Linked DNA regions of Homo sapiens: all the other regions are linked to region 3. A link is a contact called in ENCODE Hi-C data. All regions are on one chromosome and are shown on one strand. The core of a region is the stretch at or near the end of the contact, and the rest is flanking DNA. Distances in the headings are between cores, read along the strand shown.

Region 1 (4,410 bases), core at 790-3,289, 7.9 Mb before region 3:
CCTCCTCATCACTACCTCTACACAAATCTTTAAACCATACCATTCATCAATGTCTGCCATTTTTACTTCATTGAATTCCCTGTAACATGACTGTATCATGTCTTTTATCATTTTAAATTTCAGTTCCTTGGCAGACACTTGGGATTAGAATGGAACAAGTATTTTAAGTCCTTCAGTTAATTCATAAAAGTTATTTATTGTTTTTTAGTTTCTATCTTATTTCCTGGACCAGAATATTAGAAGCTTGTGTTTCATCTAGAAGTCTTTTATTAGTCTCTTTTGTCATCTAAATTTATAACATAGATGCCATTCCAAATCTTTGTGGCAACACAAGACCAAACCTCCAGTACTGAAATAAATGTGGCATTTATAAAGGAAGTTCTTTATCTGGAGTGCTCTCTCCCAATCTATTAACCAGAAATATAAAGTATATAATAAATAATTTAGGTAAAGGTGAAAATCTCCCTGTGATAGTTTGCATTTGCCTTTTATTCTCCTGGAGAGGGAAGGGAGGACAGCAGATACATTTGATCTTTTATTTCCTGAAATTTCTCCAAGACAGCTTTTGCAGATTAATTTTGTCCTCTGGTTAAAATAAAATTCATGTCCCAAAGCCATTATAAAATTCTGGGTCTCCAGCCTTTCCTTAGGGCTCTGGTTCAGTATCTTGAAATACTGCAATATTTATAGTGTTATGGAAAGTTCTTTTTCATTTCTGATGTTTTTATGTTTAAGAAACTTGCTGTTATTATTATCCTCTGGTAAGTAGGCACTGAAGGAAAATCCCTACTGCTGTCATCAAAGCCACATTTTCCTCCAAGACCGGCTTTGACTTGACTGAATTTTATTTCGAATGTAAAGATGCAGGCTGGGCGCAGTGGGTCAAGCCTGTAATCCCAGCACTTTGGGAGTCCAAGGTGGGAGGAACCTAGGACTTCGAAAACAGCTTGGGCTACGTAGGGAGACCTGTCTCTTAAAAACAAACAAAAAAAATTAAGAGTGGTGGCCTGCACCTGTATAGTCTCAGCTACTGGGGAGGCTGAGGCTGGAAGATCACTTGAGCCAGGGAGGTGGAGGCTGCAGCCAGCTGCAACTCTGCCACTGCACTCCAGCCTGGGCTATTGGGCGACAGAGCAAGATCCTGTCTCAAAAAAGGTAAAGTAGGTCATATCTTAATAAAAGTGCAGATTAATCACTAGGTACCAATTCATTTATCAGTGTTACACACCAAGAACAAAAGCTCTTCCTAAACTTAGGGGGAGAATTTCAGGGCTTTAGGAATTTGAAACCGTCTTCACAGTTCCTTCCCAGTCTTATTTAGGCCAGCTGTAGGCCACAGGCTAGAGCTTGAAGCCGTCCACCAATATCTCACTCACAGGACTGTCCTTAATGCACGAATACCTTTCCTCGAGCAAACTGCTTTTCCCTCTTAGACCTTGTAGCCAGATCATTTTACCGGCAAAAGTCTCAGACATCTCCTGTGAATAAAAGCTTACATTCTTTCCTTGCCAGTAGAAAAAAGGGGAACACGTAAGCATACGTGGCAAATTGCAAAGAGGGATGCATTGTACGAGCTGGTCAGATTGTTAATGAGGGCAATCCAAACAGAAGAGATTTGAGTGCTAAGGGAATACGGATCAGTGATTAAAAGGTGTTGTGAGAGGGAGAAATCTTTGTAAACTATGGCGCTCTTTAGTATTACTATTGGGGGGATCTAGGCAGGGGAAGAAGCAGGTGAAAGCGTTTTAGGCTTCGGCCTCCTCTTGTCGTCCTTAGCTGTCCCAGGCCAGGGCCATTCTATACGCCGAGGCGTAGTCAACTCTGCTGCCCTAGACTTGCCCACTGAACCCATGCCCCAGACTCACCTTTACCCGCTGCCCGGAAGCCAAGTCGCTACCACCTGCTTGAGCAACTCCCACCGCGCAGGCTCAGAAGTTAACGCTCTCCCGCCTTTCCCCGCTGCGCTACCTTCTGAGCAGGCGCAGCGTCTCCGATCCGTTCCCTCGCCGCGGCTCGACCCCGGTGAGAGCAAAGGCCGCTCCGCGCGTCGCGTTTTTGACCCATGACGGCGGCGCGCAGTCTGACGCGACAGATTGCGTCACTTCCGCCCCCTCCTGGGAGGCGGCGCTGGGCCGGTGGCAAGCCCCCGGAGGGAGCCGCAGTAGTACGACGGAAGATGGCGACGAGCGGCGGCGAAGAGGCGGCGGCAGCGGCTCCGGCGCCGGGGACCCCGGCAACGGGGGCGGACACGACCCCGGGCTGGGAGGTGGCTGTGCGGCCCCTGCTGTCCGCGTCCTACTCCGCCTTCGAGATGAAGGAGTTGCCGCAGCTGGTGGCCTCAGTCATCGAGAGGTACCGGGCGGCGGCTCTGGCGGGCGACGCTGTTGTGGGGGGAGGGGATTTCGAGCCGGATCGTCTGGACCCGCTTTCCGGGCCGCCCCCTGCCCCCTTGAGGATCCCCGCCACAGCCACGGCTTCGGGGTCCCGGGCCCGGGGAGACTGGCTTGCCTGGGTTTCCCTCCGCCAACGCATGTAAATCACCTCTACCTCAGTTTCCCCTCTCGAGCAAAACTTTAGCGGCCTCCCTGCGGGAGGGCGTGGCCGGACATGGTTGAGAGTGAGATGCATTCGCCCTCTTAAGGGAATGTTCACGGGGCTGCCCCTTGGGTCAAGTCACAGATGAGTTTGCATTTCTCGCCCGCACTCATCCTCCTAGCCTGGGCCGGAGCGGAGCCGTACGGTATAATTTAATAACGGTCTCCCCGCGGTGCTGTAATCAGTGGGGGCACGTGCTATTTCTGTGACTGAAGCCACTAGCTACATTGATGACCTCTTTTTACGTTGCACTCCTTGTGCATTCCTACTGTATCGGTCTTTGATTAAAAACATTTCAGTGTGTGTCTGAGAGATCATTTTCCCAGAGGATGTGTGGTGTGTGTGTTCTCTTGCTGCCTCCCATCCCCCTCGCATTAAAATATCATCACATTCTTTTACAAACGGTACTATCTGTTGGTTTCCTTTTGTGTGTTTTTGTCTTTTTGCACAGCGATTCTTAGCTAGTGACAGTTATGTAGGTACAAAGATGGTGATCTCAGAGTGCCTGCCTTTTCCTGACATACTGTGCTCAGAGCAGTCTTTCATTAGTTTAATGGTAGACTTTTGCTTTTAAAGCCAGACTGACTTTCATTTTTCTAGCCATACCTCATTTCAGCAACTCCCTGCAATTGTTAACTGGGTCATTTTAGCTTCACGATGACAAGGGTATATCTAGCTGCTATCCAGAGGTTAAAAATTGCTATTTGTTACTCAAAGGAGGCCCACGGTTTGACAAATTGTTTTTGTGCTTTTTCTTGTTGTAGACTTGTAATCCTTTGGATGCAGAGTTTTTAACAAATTATAATAAAATAATGGTTGAGTTTGGTAACTTCACAGTCAGCTTTACAGACGGATTTTGCTATCTAATCATCAGGCCAGGAATGTTCTGAAGATGTAAACAGGTTTCAAATATACTACTTTCAAATTACGTGGCTGCTTTTTGTTTTAAACATTTGGATTGGCAGTATTTTTCCTGACTCATACTCATGTTACGTAGAATCAGTAACGTTCCAGTCTTTTTAGAGCATTTGCTTTTATGTTTTTCTGGACATGAGCTGGATAGGTTATAAAATATTAATAATTTGTTGACACCCTTCCATAAATCCTGTATTCTGGGGCCACCTTTAAAGCTGTAATACTTAAGGAACACCCTCCAACCAAATACATCACTAGGTTTGAATTTTGCCATGTATGTGGTAGTGGTCTTTGCCATACCCTCTGTTTGTACAAATAATCAAGAGTTGTATTTGTAGACATTAATAAGATCTCTCTTTATGGCTTAGAAAATAAGTCCAAACTGATGGGTCTTTGGTAACGCATTTATTGGAAGGCAAGATCTCTTTTTTTTTTTTTTTTTTTTTTTGAGATGGATTCTTGCTCTGTCACCCAGGCTGGAATGCAGTGGCGCCATCTCAGCTCACTGCAAGCTCCACCTCCCAGGTTCACACCATTCTCCTGCCTCAGCCTCCCAAGTAGCTGGGACTACAGGTGCCTGCCACCACGCCCAGCTAACTTTTTGTATTTTAAGTAGAGATGAGGTTTCACCATGTTAGCCAGAATGGTCTCCATATCCTGACCTTGTGATCCACCCGCCTTGGCCTCCCAAAGTGCTGGAATTACAGGCATGAGCTACCGTGCCCAGCCGGAAGGCAAGATCTTTTAAGTCTTCTGGTTTTTGGAGCTCAGTTAGCTTTGAAAGCCTATGTGTCCTCTGCAGGCTGTGTGAGAGGAGTATGATCTAAAGAAAAATTTCCAGAAGAAATACCTGGCTTACAAGTTCTTTACAGTGAGAACAGCTAAACGTATCAAGTGTTC
Region 2 (4,201 bases), core at 457-2,956, 5.1 Mb before region 3:
AATTTTGTATTTTCTACTGAAAATACAAAAATTAGCTGGGCACGGTGGCGGGCGCCTGTAATCCCAGCTACTCGGGAGGCTGAGGCAGGAGAATCGGTTGAACCCAGGAGGCGGAAGTTGCAGTGAGCGGAGATGGTGCCACTGCACTCTAGTCTGGGCGACAGAGCAAGACTCAGTCTCAAAAAAATAAACAAATAAATAAAAATAAGTAAATAAATAAATAAAAACTACATTGGTTCGGTGCAGAAAGACCGGAAACTTGAAGTGGGGGCTTCCACATTATAGGCAGATTTAAACATTTTCTGATTGGCAATGAGTTGAAATAGTTATTATCAATAGGCCTGGTGCGGTGGCACACGCCTGTAATCCAAGCATTTTGGGAGGCCGAGGCAAGTGGATTACTTGAGCTCAGGAGTTTGAGATGAGAGTGGACAACATGGCGAAACCCTGTGTCTACAAAAAAAATGGAAAAATTAGCCAGGCATGGTGGTGCCCGCCTGTAGTCCCAGTTACTCAGGAGGCTAAGGTAGGAGGATAGCTTGAGCCTGAAAGACAGAGGTTGCAGCGAACCAAGAACTCATCACTGGACTCCAGCCTGGGCAACAGAGTTAGACCCTGTCTCAAAAAAAAAAAAGTTATTATCAATAGAAATGAATGTCTGGGTTATGATAAGGGATTGTGGACACCAAAGTTTTATCACGCACGTGAAGCCTCCAAGTGGCAGGTGGGCTCCAGAGAGAACAGATTGTAAATGTTTCTTACCAGTCTTAAGGTCTGTTGTGTTGATGTCAATGCTGAAGGATGTAATGAGGCATGTCTCATGTCCTGCTTCCCGTCATGGCCTGAACCAGTCTCTCAGGTTGGTTACATTTTAGACTGCCCTGGCCTAGGAGGAAGTCCGTTCAGATGGTTTGGTGTTGGGGGGGGGGTGGGGGCTTAGTTTTTTGTTTTGTTTTGTTTTGTTTTTTTGGCTTACAGAGTTTAGACTGAAGCCTTTGACTCTGTATCTGGCATTTCCTTAGACCACATGCTGTAGGGCTGGGCTCATGAAGGTTCTCACCTACACACCAGGTTGCTCCCTTGAGAAGGGGGACTTTGCTGGATCCTATAACCTAGCTAGTAGGAAGTAAAGGAGCTTGGGAACCAGACAAGCCTGAGTTTAAATCCTCTTTCCCGCGCCGCCCCACCTCCACTGATAGGTGTGTGACTCCGGGCAAATAAGTGATCGTTTTCTGTGCCTCAGTTTCCTCATCTGAAAAGTGGAGCTAGTAAGAACTCACAGTGGTTGCTACGAGGCTACGGTTAAGGGAAGACTTCTCCTGCACACCTCAAGCACAGTTTCCCTCCCCTTGGCGATATCCAAGAGCACTCACATCCGCCACAGCCCTCTCTGCTCATCGGGCCCTCGGGGTAGAAGTGAGTTAATTCCTGGCTAAATGTTAGTCTCAAACCACCGGGAAAACCACCCAGTTGCCCCAGACAGTGCAGCGGAGGGTGGGTGCGGCTATCAGGTCGACGCTAGAGACGCGGCGAAGGCGGGTGCGGAGGCCTAGCTCCCCCGAGCGCATTCCACCCTCCACAGAACCTCGGCCTGTGACCACGGCCTTTCTCAACACTGCGCCGCCCCCTGGCCGCCCCTCGCCATCCCGCCGCGCTGACGTGAGTGCGCGCGCGTCCGCCGCGCCCGCCCCGGCGCATGCGCGCTCTGCGCTGTCTTCTCCCGGCCTGAGCAGCAGCAGCTGCGGCGGCGGCGGCGTTTGAGTGGAGGAAGATGGCGGCTCCGGGCGGCTCGGGGTCCCGCCAGCTGTGAGGAGCCCCGAGCACGGCTGTCGCGGCCTGAGGCAGAGCGCCTCTGCTCTGGCCCTGTCCCTGGCTCCCTCATTACCGTCGCCAGCGGAGCGAACCCGAGAGCGTGGAGCGGGCTGGGCCAGGTGAGGCCTCTCCTCCTCCCCGGGCCGCAGAGGGGAGCCGGCGCCTTCTGCCCTTTATGCCCGGGACTGGCAAGGGGCAGCGGGCGCCCGGGGTCTGACGCAGGCCCCGTATCCCACGCGGGGGTCGGTCCTGGTTGGGCAGGGTGACTTGCTATCGCCGTCCTCGAGTGAGGCGAGGAGGAGGACAGCTCCTTTCCAGCCAGCCCTTGGGTTGGGAGCGAACCCACCCCCTCTCCTCAGCAGGGTGGTTCTCGTCCCCTCACCCGGGCAGTGAAGGGGTGTGTGGCCCGGGCAAGGATGGCTTTAGGGTGTCAGGTAATCTTTCATCGCTCCTCCGAACATTTCACTCCTTTGCGAGAGAGGAGTCGGGGGTCGGGTGCCCATCAAAATTGGGGCTGCGGCTGGGGGCTAGCATCTCTGAACCTGCAGCTGCAAAGGGATAATTTTGGAATTGGTTTACGTTAAATAAAACACAAAAGGCCTTTCCTATCCCCTAGCTTGTTGAGTGTTCCCTTAGAGAAATGGGAACTGCGGATCTCCTTGCTTGAGACAGCAATCCATGCTGTGACTGTGGAAGGCTTCTCTTGGCGAGAATTGTGTGTGCAAAGGGAACGGTGGAGGGTGGGAACGAATTTGTAAGCGAAGAGAAAACGATTGTGAGATCTTGATGGTCGCTGCAGAGTAACTTCAGCGCTGAGTTCGTTTGAAACCTTCGGTTTGTTAAGATTCAGAATAACCAATTGCTTTGTCTGTTAAATCTCCCGATTTCTGTTAGGAAAATAAAAGCCTCATTTCTTAATTGCCAGAGTCTGGATTTTTCTGTGGTGGGATTCTGATCGATCTAGATGAAGATTCTGACACATTACCAGTTTTACTTGCTGGCAGTTGCTGGCCCCGACGTTGAAACTATGTTGTTCCTTTTTGAGAACAACTTTTATTGCTGTTTAAATGCTAATTGGGAGACTTCGATTGTGTTTCTGTCATGTAGGGAAGTCGGTTTGAAGCCTTGTGGTCTCTTTCTTGAGGAATGATGGCTTCACTGAACTTGTGCTATGCAGAATTGTTGAGGCGATTGCTTTTGCTTGGACACACCAAAATATCTTTTGTAACAAATTGGCTTTACTTCTGCTTAAGAATGATGACATCATGGATTTAAAGAGGCAAGGAAAATTTGGGGGAAGTACCATCATTTAGAATTGAATATTTAGAATTAAGTCTGTATATCTTATGGCCATTAGTGATGCTGTGTTAAATTGCTAACTTTGAGTGTATTCACGTGTGTAATCTGATTGGGTGTCTTTTCTATTGTATGTTGTCATTTTATACCCAGTAACTGTTTGCTTTTGACAAGCCAGTATAAATAGATGATTCAATCTACATTGATCCATAGGCATGTTGCGTATCTTAAAAAGCTTTTCATTGTTAAAATGACAACTGTTTAGGTTATTATTTGACCATTTTCTTTCTTTCTTTCTTTCTTTCTTTCTTTCTTTCTTTTTTTTTTTTTTTTTGCAGTTTCTCACTCTGTCATCCAGGCTGGAGTGCAGTAGCACAGTCTCGGCTCTCTGCAATCTCCATCCCCTGGGTTTAAGCGATTCTCCTGCCTCAGCTTCCTGAGTAGCTGGGATTACAGGTGTGCGCCACCACGCCCGCTAATTTTTTTTTTTTTTTTTTTTTTTTTGTAATTTTAGTAGAGACGGGGTTTCACCGATGTTGCCCAGGCTGATCTCAAACTCCTGGTCTCAAGCGATACCCTGCCCCACCCCAGGCTTGAGCCACCGTGCCCAGCCTCCTTTTCTATTTTTAAATCAAAGACTTTTCCATAGAAATTTGTCGATTTTCTTAGTGTCTTTGCTAAAGATGTAAATCTGAACCAGCAGCTTCTCTGTGGTAGAAAATTGGAGAGCTACTTTGCATATCAATTTGCTAATAAAGAGTCATGAAATTAATGCAGTAAAACATCCTGGTGGCTCATCATTATGCTTCTTGGCATAATATGTTGCACTGTTATGCTAAATCATCATCAGGTATTGATGCAACTTCATGACATCCATGACATCATTTGCTCTCCAGATTTTGACCTTTGCAATTCCTTACCTTAGTTACAAAAAGAACAGGATCAGAAAAAAAATAGCTTAGGATGCTTCTTCTTGTCTGATTTCTAGAGGGGTCTTTAATAACAGCTTTATGTGGTTTAAACCCTGAGTAAGATTCAGAGCAGGGTGAGTCCTACCTATTATGGAGAGCAAGCAAAGAAAATGCTAACAAAA
Region 3 (4,654 bases), core at 946-3,445:
ACTATCTTTAATTTGGCAGTTTAGACCTTCTGAAAACTCATTTCTTCTACCTTCACTTGTTTTTATTACATAAGTAATTGATAATGTATAAAGAAAAAAAGTGTGTCTTTCCCAAATTACATCTTAGTTGTGCACATTTCCCCCATGTAAACAGAGACATATAAGAAATGCATAAATATTTTTGTAAATGGTTGTATTATACTTACATTGTTGCACAACTTGTAATTTTTAAACTAGTTGTGAACCTTTTCCTTCTTAGCAAATATTCATCTAATTACCACTATTTATTGTTATTATTATTATTTGAGACAGGATCTTTCTCTGCTGCCCAGGCTGCAGTGCAGTGGAGATCACAGATGACTGCAACCTTGAAGTCATAGACTCAAGTGATTCTCGTGCCTCAGCCTTCCAAGTAGCTGGGACTACAGGCATGTGCTACCACACACAGCTAATTTTTAAATTTCTTTTGTAGAGACAAGGGTCTCACTATGTTGCTCAGGCTGGTCTGGAACTCCTGGCCTCAAGCAATCCTGCCTCGGCCTCCCAAAGTGCTGGGATTCCAGGGATGAGCCACCATGCTAGGCTCTAAATTATAATTATTAATGGCTATGTATTTTTCTTATTATGAATGCATCTTTTTTTTTTTTTTTTTTTTTTTTTGAGATGGAGTCTCGCACTGTCACCCCAGCTGGAGCGCAGTGGCGCGATCTCGGCTCACTGCAACCTCCGCCTGCTGGCTTCAAGGGATTTTCCTATCTCAGCCTCCTGAGTAGCTGGCATTACAGGCACCTGCCACCACGCCTACCTTTTTTTTTTTTTTTTTGTATTTTTAGTAAAGACGGGGTTTCACTATGTTGGTCAAGCTGGTCTCAAACTCCTGACCTCATGATCCGCCCGCCTCGGCCTCCCAAAGTGCTGGGATTACAGGTGTGAGCCACCGCGCCCAAACGAATGCATCATATTTTATTGGACTCCTACTTTGAAATATTTAGGAATTTTCAGTGTTTACTATGACAAATAGCACTGTGATTAAAAAAAAATGTAGTCAAATCCACTTTTGCTGTTGATTTTTTTTTTTTTAATCTGTAGAGACATCGTCTCGCTATGTTGCCCAGGCTGGTCTGGAACTCCTGGCCTCAAGCGATCCTCCTGCTTTGGCCTCCCAAAGTGCGTGGGCCACCGTGACCAGCAGTTATTTATTTTCTTTGGTTGTGTGTGTGTGTGTGTGTGTGTGTGTGTGTGTGTGTGTGTATGTATGTATTGAGACGGAGCTTGCTCTGTTGCCCAGGCTAGAGTGCAGTGGCACGATCTCGGTGCATGCAACCTTCACCTCCCGGGTTCAGGCGATACTCGTGCCTCAGCCTCCCGAGTATCTGGGATTACAGGCGTGAGCCACCATGCCCAGCTAATTTTTGTATTTTCAGTAGAGACGGGGGGTGCGGGTGGGGGAATTTCACCATGTTGACCAGGCTGGTCTCGACTCCTGACCTACGGTGATCCGCCTGCCTCGGTCTCCCAAAGTGCTGGAATTATGGGCGTGAGCCACCGCGCCGGGCCAGCTATTGATTTTTTGAAAGGATTTTTAAAAAATAATGTTGCTTTGAAAATTTTTATTTATGACTAGCTCTTTTGGTTAAAACTTGGCTATGGTTTCTCTGGAGTGATCCTGAGTTGGATAATTTTGGGAAAGTTAGAGAATCTAATTAAAAACATTTTCAAATGCTTATTAATTGTAACAAAAGAGATATCACAGGATCCATAAAGAGCGCTAGCCCGAAACGTCTTTTGATGCAGTAATTCCTGGGCACCGGCATCGCTCACATTCTCCTCTCAGAATTACACCGGGAGGGGTCGCGAACCTCTGCTAGCCGCTCTCGCTGCGATCCGGAGATACCCAGACACCGGACTCCTTGAGTTCACAGCCCGGATGCAGAAGGGAATCCTAGCAGCGCCGTACCGGATGTGTGAGTGGAAGTGACTGAGGTGAACTCACGACCGATTGGTTCTCCCGAGTGGACCCAAGCCTGTTTTCACCTGCCACTGGCCGCGTGGTTTGTCTATTTGAACAGTCCCCGCCCCCTGGAGAAGCCGGGTCCTGAAGCTTCTCTTCTTCATTACTATTGGCCTGTTTTTCAGTCCATCTTCTCCCTATACCTGTCGATTGGTCCTCAGGGCTGGGAACCCTCCTTCCCTCGCTCCCGGCTTAGAGGACAGCGGGGAAGGCGGGCGGTGGGGCAGGGGGCCTGAAGCGGCGGTACCGGTGCTGGCGGCGGCAGCTGAGGCCTTGGCCGAAGCCGCGCGGTGAGTCTAGGGCCTGGCACGACCCCTCTAGGGCGGCGTAATGTCCAGACCCACGGCCAGCCTGCCCGTGGGGGGGCCAGGGGAAGCCGCCCGTCTGGGACGTGGGGTCCCCACATTGCCGGCCCCACGACCTGGGCACCGTCTGAGGCCTTGACTCCCACCCCTCGAGGCAACGCCCACCTCCCCGGGACCCCCAAGAGACCCCTGGACCCTTCGGCCCGCGGTACGTCCGCCCGAAGGCCGGCCCATCAGCTCTGGTATTGCCCTTTGGGTCTTTTGCCTGTCACAGCCACCCTTTCTTTTGAGCCACGTATAAAAATTGTGTATCTCTGCCCCAGGGAACACTAGCGTCCGTGTCAGCCCCTTGTCCTCCACTGTGGACACCTCTCAGAGATCCAGTCCCCGAAACTGAGCTTGGTTACATCGTTGGGGTACATCTTCTCTCCCTCTCCCCCAGCCCCATCCCTGTTTCCCCCATCCAATCTTAACTTCCTTAAGCCCTATCAACACCATTAGGATATTTGACTTCAGATATCCTAAGTTTAATTGAATTCAGTCTGGAGCAGATGGCCTGTGGGCCTCAGATCATATAAAGATACACTGGTTCTTTCCTGAGAATAGAAATCCCTTGCCAGCCACCTTCCCCCCTTTCGGACGCACACACATACACACAAACTGGAGTAGTTTTCTTAGCAGGGATTCTTAAGTTTCTTCTCCCCTAAAGGATGACATTTCTTTCTGCAGTCTTCTTCTTGGCAGTGGAGTATTTGAAAGCTTTACAAAACCAATTATTCCCAGGTTTTTCCTCTGTGCCTTACAAATTCTTTCAAAAATAAGAATTTTGAGAAATTGGTTTTGTAGCATAAGCTGAACATACTTGGGATAGGTGTATGTTACACCCATGGCAGTGTGGGCATAATTGAGGAATGAGGGAATGAGCTCAGGAACTAATTGGTGTTTTTTGTTTTGTTTTGAGACGGAGTTTCGCTCTGTCGCCCAGGCTGGAGTGCAGTGGCTCGATCTCTGCTCACTGCAAGCTCCGCCTCCCGGGTTCCCGCCATTCTCCTGCCTCAGCCTCCCGAGTAGCTGGGACTACAGGCGCCCGCCACCATACGGCTAATTTTTTTTTTTTTTTGTATTTTTAGTAGAGGCGGGATTTCACCGTGTTGGCCAGGATGGTCTCGATTTCCTGACCTCGTGATCCGCCCGCCTCGGCCTCCCAAACCCGGCCAGGAACTAATTACTTTCTTTTAGCTTACATTTGAAGAGCTAGTCCCCTGTAGAACTGCGTTGTTCAGTACAAGAACCACCAGCCACATGTGGCTGTGGAGCACTTGAAATGTGACTAGTCCAGGCCGGGCATGGTGGCTCACACCTGTAATCCCAGCACTTTGGGAGGCCAAGGCGGGCAGATCACCTGAGGTCAGGAATTTGAGACCAGCCTGGCCAACATAATAAAACCCCATCTCTACTAAAAACACACAAAAATTAGCCAGGCGTGGTGCTGCACATCTGTAGTCCCAGCTACTCGGGAAGCTGAGGCAGGAGAATCATTTGAACCCGGGAGGTGGATGTTGCAGTGAGCCGAGATCATGCCACTGCACTCCAGCCTGGGTGACAGAGCGAGACTCTGTCTCAAAAAAAAAAAAAAAAATGACTAGTCCAAATTGACATTGTTGTAAGTGTAAAATGCACATTAGATTTTGAAGACTCGCTAAAAAAAAAGAATGGACACTATATCAATTTTTTAAATATTGATAACATGTTGAAATGATATTTTGGATATATTGGTTTAGGTAATTAATTTCACCTGTTTCTTTTTACCTTTTAAAATATGGCTACAAGCAGCCTTAAAATTACATTTGTGGATCATTGTATTTCCTCTTTTTTTTTTTTTTAATTGAGATGGAGTTTTGCTCTTGTTGCCCAGGCTGTAGTGCAATGGCCCAATCTCAGCTCACTGCAACCTCTGCCTCCTGGGTTCAAGTGATTCTCCTGCCTCAACCTCCCAAGTAGCTGGGGTTACAGGCACGCACTGCCACGCCTGGCTAATTTTGTATTTTTAGTAGAGACGGGGTTTCACCATATTGCCCAGGCTGGTCTCAAACTCCTGACCTCAGGTGATCTGCCCACCTTGGGCTCCCAAAGTGCCGGGATTACAGGCGTGAGCCACTGTGCCCGGCCTAAATTTCCATTAGATAGTGCTGCTGTAGAATAATAATCTCTCTTTTTAGACTGAACTTGAGGAAAGGGGCAGTCTTAGTCATTTTTAATTCTTTCCCTACCTCCTGACATTTGTTACCTGGCATTTTGCCATGTACATAGTAGTAGTAGTAGTAATAATAATAGCTAA

What was found. Hi-C counts contacts between places; a loop is a spot of excess contacts on that map. Pooled maps may share reads with other maps.
Region 1: a loop to region 3 is called in a pooled map, with 6 times the contacts of the local background. The contact joins the promoter of EMC1-AS1 here to the promoter of MTOR in region 3. A Hi-C loop is called at or near these places in 2 of 50 pooled maps.
Region 2: a loop to region 3 is called in a pooled map, with 8 times the contacts of the local background. The contact joins the promoter of FBXO42 here to the promoter of MTOR in region 3. A Hi-C loop is called at or near these places in 1 of 168 maps with a recorded cell type or tissue (CD8-positive, alpha-beta T cell), 1 of 37 single-sample maps with no recorded cell type and 6 of 50 pooled maps.

What each region holds. Positions count from the first base shown.
Region 1 is chr1:19,208,015-19,212,424 of GRCh38, reverse strand. EMC1-AS1 (EMC1 antisense RNA 1) reads right to left here and starts at 2,039. Exons shown (of 2, transcript NR_135114.1): 1 at 1,866-2,039. UBR4 (ubiquitin protein ligase E3 component n-recognin 4) reads left to right here and starts at 2,159. Exons shown (of 106, transcript NM_020765.3): 1 at 2,159-2,352. The coding sequence starts at 2,177. RefSeq lists silencers at 1,075-1,144, 2,170-2,489 and enhancers at 1,770-1,819, 2,070-2,119.
Region 2 is chr1:16,349,985-16,354,185 of GRCh38, reverse strand. FBXO42 (F-box protein 42) reads left to right here and starts at 1,706. Exons shown (of 10, transcript NM_018994.3): 1 at 1,706-1,931. RefSeq lists an enhancer at 1,667-2,441.
Region 3 is chr1:11,260,092-11,264,745 of GRCh38, reverse strand. MTOR (mechanistic target of rapamycin kinase) reads left to right here and starts at 2,195. Exons shown (of 58, transcript NM_004958.4): 1 at 2,195-2,301. RefSeq lists an enhancer at 1,848-2,007 and a silencer at 2,428-2,477.